2 separate regions of the Mus musculus genome follow, and region 2 is linked to region 1. The links are chromatin contacts, found by Hi-C or POLR2A ChIA-PET in ENCODE. All regions are on one chromosome and are shown on one strand. The core of a region is the stretch at or near the end of the contact, and the rest is flanking DNA. Distances in the headings are between cores, read along the strand shown. Region 1 holds the start of Cyp2u1 (cytochrome P450, family 2, subfamily u, polypeptide 1). Region 2 overlaps Sgms2 (sphingomyelin synthase 2).

The links. Hi-C counts contacts between places; a loop is a spot of excess contacts on that map. ChIA-PET counts read pairs that join two places held with the same protein, here RNA polymerase II (POLR2A).
Region 2: POLR2A ChIA-PET joins it to region 1 with 18 read pairs in Patski. The contact joins the enhancer-like site here to the promoter of Cyp2u1 in region 1. A Hi-C loop is called at or near these places in 1 of 37 maps with a recorded cell type or tissue (T-helper 1 cell). POLR2A ChIA-PET finds 5 or more read pairs at or near these places in 1 of 5 experiments (Patski).

The regions. Positions count from the first base shown.
Region 1 is chr3:131,301,371-131,304,537 of GRCm38, reverse strand. It overlaps Cyp2u1 (cytochrome P450, family 2, subfamily u, polypeptide 1), which reads left to right and starts at 1,311. Exons shown (of 5, transcript NM_027816.3): 1 at 1,311-1,858. The coding sequence starts at 1,411.
Region 2 is chr3:131,363,195-131,366,082 of GRCm38, reverse strand. The region is part of intron 1 of Sgms2 (sphingomyelin synthase 2); the gene reads left to right. Among named protein-coding and RNA genes, the nearest start is that of Cyp2u1, 61 kb to the right of the region's middle. Within about 2 kb of position 1,367, at least 1 of the 3 ENCODE cell types and tissues checked has a DNase peak (open chromatin) inside an H3K27ac peak, as active enhancers do.

The DNA of each region.
Region 1 (3,167 bases), core at 62-2,561:
ATAGATTCCTGCTGTGCCATGAAAAAGGGGGACTAAACAGCTTAAGATAATTTGTGAATTGAGCTCACCCGATAGTAGTGGGTTAGAGAATGGCATAAAGAGAAGGAAATGCCGTATTGGAGACTGCATCTGCCAACAAGCAGCTGGAAAGTGTATGTGTGCTCTGGGGAGAGTACAGTACTCCTGTGATCGCACCCAACAGTGGAAGCGTAAACAGGGGGCTTCCAATTAAGGCTGGACTGTGAGTTACAGGAGCGGCCAGTTGCAAGACAGTAACAAGATAATAATGAACATCTTAATGTCTTATACTCGGAAATCTTGTTTAAAGTCACACAAGAAAAGGAATCTGATAAGGGTTAATTACTGGAAATGTGACAGGGGCTTTTGTAGTTTGTGGAGGGGAGAAGGAAGAATGTATTTGTGTACTTTACTAACTACGGCAAAAGCAGTAGAGAACAGTAGATATTTTTTAAAAACCCACATAATAGGAAAAGAAGTCACCACCCTTCAAGCTTTGGTCATATTTATAACGCACCATAGTGTTCAAATTCTGTGTGGTGTGTGCGTGTGTTTGTTGGGAGGGAGTGATCTAACACAGGAACCAAACGTGGATCACAGGTGAAGCACTTCCCTACCACAAGCATGGGCTAGAATTTGACCCCCTCCCCCAGCATGGTAGTATATGTCTTTAATATGTGAATTCTGGAGGCAGATGTAGGTGGATCTCTGAATTGGTAGCCAAACTGGTCTACATAAGGAGTTCTAGGCTATCAAGATTCAAATAAAAGTAGAAAATAGAAATAAGAATAGAAAAATTAAAATAGAAAAAAAAGGGGGGGGGGCATCGACAATTCTAGGGAGAGTCTAACCGAGAGAAACCACAACATCTGGCCTGTAAATGACAGGAAGGTAAAGCACTCTGGAGCCATCCCCAGATGTTGGAATATCCACACATCACATTGTTGGATACTAGCTCAGCATTTCAGGTCTTGTCTAAGGCTAATTAATAAAGCAGTCACCCAGCCCGGGTTCTCTGAGTGTTTTGATATAGTCAGGCCATATGCAGAAACCCACAGAAAGCTCACACCCCCTGGAGGAGCCTGCTGCTGCTAGTGCACTAAACTGGCAAAACAAACAAACAAACAAACAAACAAACAAACAAAACCCCACTCAGGACAGCTCAGCTGTGCTGCGAGAGACCACTCGTCACCACCAGCCGTCCCGTAGGACGTCCCGCCCCCACCTTATGCAGGAGCAGCTGACTGGAGGATCCCGAGAGGGGCACGCGGCGCAGCCAATCGGAAGGGCGTGCCTTGCCCTGCCTCGCGGTTGACCTTGAGTCATGTAGCCGGCTACTGTCGCGGTGCCGGCGCGTCTGCAGCGGAGCTAGATGCAGGCGGTACCTGGGACATGTCCTCGCTCGGGGACCAGCGTCCCGCGGCAGGGGAGCAGCCGGGAGCTAGACTGCACGTGCGGGCGACAGGAGGCGCGCTGCTACTTTGCCTGCTGGCGGTGCTGCTAGGCTGGGTTTGGCTGCGGCGGCAACGCGCCTGCGGCATCCCTCCGGGGCCCAAGCCTCGGCCACTCGTGGGTAACTTCGGGCACTTGCTGGTGCCGCGCTTTCTACGACCGCAGTTCTGGCTGGGCTCGGGCAGCCAGACGGACACGGTGGGCCAGCATGTGTACCTGGCCAGGATGGCCCGTGTCTATGGCAACATCTTCAGCTTCTTCATCGGCCACCGTCTGGTGGTGGTCCTCAGCGACTTCCACAGCGTGCGCGAGGCGCTAGTGCAGCAGGCTGAAGTGTTCAGTGACCGCCCGCGGATGCCGCTCATCTCCATCATGACCAAGGAGAAGGGTGAGCGCGCCGCGGGCTCAGGATCCCCAGGCGGCAGGACCTGCGTCATGACCAGCATAGGGGATAGAGGACGGAGGCGTGGCTTTCTAGTGTGCGATTAAAGTGGGAGACACACTGGAAAGTGAGGGAGGTGTGGGCACCAAACTGTAAAATAAGGACCACCCACCCCGGAAGCCTTCCTTTGTCCCAAGTGAGGCCTTCTCACGCATAGGTCTGATCTCAACGTTTCTAAACATTGGCTGTGTTAGGAAAAGGGGGAGGGGGATTCATTTCACCGAGTATCATTCAGTTGCAAAAGTATAAGAAGATATTTTTTTCCCCCTTAGGAATGGCCAGAATCCAAGCTAGGAGACTGGTGAACCGGATGTGTTCATAGCCTCTAATATTTTGGCAAAGAATGTGGCTGCTCCCCGCGGGTGACTAAAGAACTTGCCTGAGGTTAAATTTAAGAGAAAGTGACTAATTTTTTTGAGAGAATATTTCAAGATAGCCAGTCTGTTCCCAGAGCCCGTGTATATCTCCCTCGGCAGACACAGGGTCTCGATCTCCTATTCTCCAGCCACCTGTCAATCCTGTGTTCTGTCTTCAGACACTGAAGTACAAGACTGAATCCATTGTGGGTGGCATATATATGCTTCGGTTCAGGAGAGTGGCCCCCTGACTTCATACTTTGATATCCCCTCCCTCACCCCATTTCTAATTTTGCCTTGGAAACTCCCCATGTAAGGCCTCAGAAAGCTCTGGAATTGGAGGCACCTGTAATGGGGAGGGCAGGTGTGAGCACTGGGCTGGAGCACGGAGAGCTTGACTGCTATATCAAGGGTAGTTAGTTCTTGTTCCTAAGGCCACTCCAGCCTCTGCAGAAAACAGAAGTTGGATGCGCTGAATTGCGTGCACCTTAGTGGCCTCTTGGCTAGAGTTGGGTTCAAGATGAAGGGTGTATGACAGCCACTGTGTAAGATGCTTCTGATTTAAGACAGGGATCTGTAAACGTTCACTCTGAATGAAATTTAGAGTAAGGATACACAACTAATCTGGCCACTGGTGAAGGAAGACCAGGAAATCTCTCTTGGCTTAAACCTCCAGCGTTCTGCCCTCTCTTCATCTGATTTAAGTGACAACTCAAGTTTATAGCCATCGGCCACAGTAAACAGACTACCAGTGTTCTGGGTCGTGTTCAGACCCCAAGGCAGGAGAATCACCTTGGCATTCTGGCTACCAGCCTAGCAGCGAGCTGATTCAGTAAGAGGCAGTCGACAGAGTAAGGCCGAGAGTGACAGATCGGGACACATGGAGGCCCTTCTCTGGC
Region 2 (2,888 bases), core at 118-2,617, 61 kb before region 1:
TAGAATGAAAATTATGGGGCAAGAAGAAAAAGGTTTTAAATTGCTTTTGTATCCTTCCATCCAAAAATGCTAAATAAATTTAGGATCTAGGGCTTTTCCACAGACACAAAGCTTACATCTTACTCTGTTGTATGTGTCTAAATAGATTCACCGAAATTGAGGACATTCAAATGAAACAAAACCCAGAATACTCAAAACAGAAACTTAAAAATAGAAAAACAAACAAAAACATCCAAGCCCATTCATGTATCTATGTTTTCAGGTTAAAAAAATAGCAATTTTTGAATATTAAATAACCAGGAAATGGAGAATCTAACAAAAAAGGAGGAAGAATGGATATGATCATATGTCATGGTATCCACGTTCAAAGAGTATTTTTTTAACTACAAGAAAAGTCAAACACTGTTGGAGCCTTATGGGACTCAGGCTCGGAGCGTTTGGGGTGGGGGTGGGGGCTGAAGATCCCTGTTCATCCAGGGTTTTGTGGACCAGGTGAGCACTGTGCAGTGTTCCCTGCTAGCATCCCTAGCTTCTACAGGAACCCAACTACATCCTCCATCCCGAATCCCAAGACAAAATTAACAAAATGGCTTTAGCCAGCTGTGCCACCCAAATGGTATTTGAGGGCGAGAAGTCTCTTAGTTCCAAAGCTGCTCACCATTGTATCCCACAATTCTTGATATAAGGGGGAAAAAGTGAAATCTTGTTTCTGGTCTGGGACGGATTCCACCAAGTGACTCAGTCTTCTTACAAAAAAAAAAAACAAAAACAAAAAGGAAAAGCTTTTTTGCCTATGAGGTCAGGATTAATTAGTCACTACCGTTTGGGAGTGTGCTGTGTTTACTGAGTTATGAGAGAGAAATTCACTGGTAAATTCGTGACCAAAAGGGGACTTCCTCACTCTGTAGAATTCCGCTCGCTCTCCCGGGAAGAGCAGGAATCCTGTCTCCTGTTCCAGTCTCGCCTTTCCTTCTGCTCTGAGGAATGGGTGTATTCTCCGTACGTACGTACTTACGTGCGTACGTATGCCATACCCCCTTTGAATTCTCTCGACCTAAAGGGAATGCCGAAGGAGCCCCCACTACCAGTGAGGAAAGTTGGGGGAAAGGGTCTGGGTTAAGCATTAATCCAAGAATCAGTGTGCAGCCGGGGAGAAGGTCACACTGGGTAAATAATCAGCTGTACCTGGGCTGAGCTGCCTTTTCCACTGCCAAACACAAACCTTCCGGTTACTAGGCAACGGCCGTGACTCGCACCCTGAATACTTCACTACAATGAAATGTCCAGCCCCCACATTTCCAGGAAATGCCCTTCTTTTAAGTCACTGGGGACCTGGGCGAACAGTCACTCAGGGTATCAGGTACCTTAGCCTGCCACTTGTCAGTGCCTGAGGGATGTAAGCTTAGGACAAACACAGATGTGCTGACCTGACCGTGAGAAGGAAGAGCGGAGTGGGGAAAAGCTGTACAGTGAATCACCTCCTTCACAGAATGACCCACGGGAGATGAAATCCATTGCCTTTAGAGAGGGAAAAGCGCACACTCCTAATCACTAAAATAGCCCAAGGTCCCAGAAGGTCACACCGTAACTTAGTGGCGGAGAGATAGGCTCTGGATCCAGATAGCTTCTATCGCTGTGATAGATATCTGAGGTTAGCTTGTCACTCCTCAGATGTGGACAGATAGCACCTGCCAGGTGAAGTGGCTGTGGGTGTTGACACCAATAATCAGGAAGTGCTAGAGCGGCCAAGCAGCTGTTATTCTGTGTACGCTGGGGAAGGGACATCTGGCCTCCAGGGAGGCCCAGCTAAATTAGGTAGAAAGGCACGGAAGGAAGGCACAGATAAGTGGGACCATATAGGAAGATATGAGAATCCTGATTACAGAAATTGTAACTAAACCACTTCATTTCTGAGGCTCTCCAGAATTCCATACTTTGCAAATCGGATGTTGAAAAGCCACATTAGCACTACACCGTGAGAATTTGTCTCGTGACTCCTAACATAAGAAGAAAGCAGCTTTCGTTTTTTTACTTCTTTTTCATACCACAGGCTACATCACAAATTTTTTTTGTAGAATTTATAATGGGACATGTAATTATACAAAGTAGCCACATGAAATTCTGGGAGCTTCTATCTGACGGATATGCAAATAAGCAGACGTGACCGACTCCAGGTTCTTCGGGGTCTTAACAAAATGTAGGATGATTCCAGTCTGCATGTGTATGGGCAGTACTTTCAGCGGCCGCCGTAGGTCCTCAGTAGAGTGCTTGGCTAGAGGCCAGCGACTGCATCGTTGTAAAACATGGAGTCTACCCTCTCAGCTCGGAACTAGTAGGAAAGAGAAGCCCGAGTAAGTAGCGAGCCGGGACGCTTTGTGGGACTGTGAACAGGTGCATGATGGCAGAGGGGAGGTCAGATGTTAAGGGATCCTGTGGGTACAGTGTGACTCACCTGGGGCCAGGAGTTCAGATGGACCAGAAGATGTTCTGTGTCTAAGACCTGTGGGAGCCATGACACATGAAGGCAGAATGAGGAGTGGTGGGTGAGCCTTTCTTCCCGCTGAACCCGCATCAGGGTCTGTTGCGTCTGGGTGGGGCTGGTGAGCTTTGGGTCCTACCACTTTCTTAAGGAAGTGGTAGGACCCAAAGCCCATTGAGGACCCTGCTTCTGGGAGCTGCCCCCAAGCCAGACATCATGAGTTGAGTTAGCCAGACATCTCGTTTGGCTGTAAACACAGAAGCACACTTTCTTGTTCAGTAGCTATGGAGACATTTTTTTTTTTCTTTCTATTTTGTTTTGAAGCAGGGTCTCATCTAGCTAGGGCTGGCCTTGAACCCCTCCTGTTCCTACCTCTGCTTGCCAAGTGCTAGGATTACAGGCAAATGGA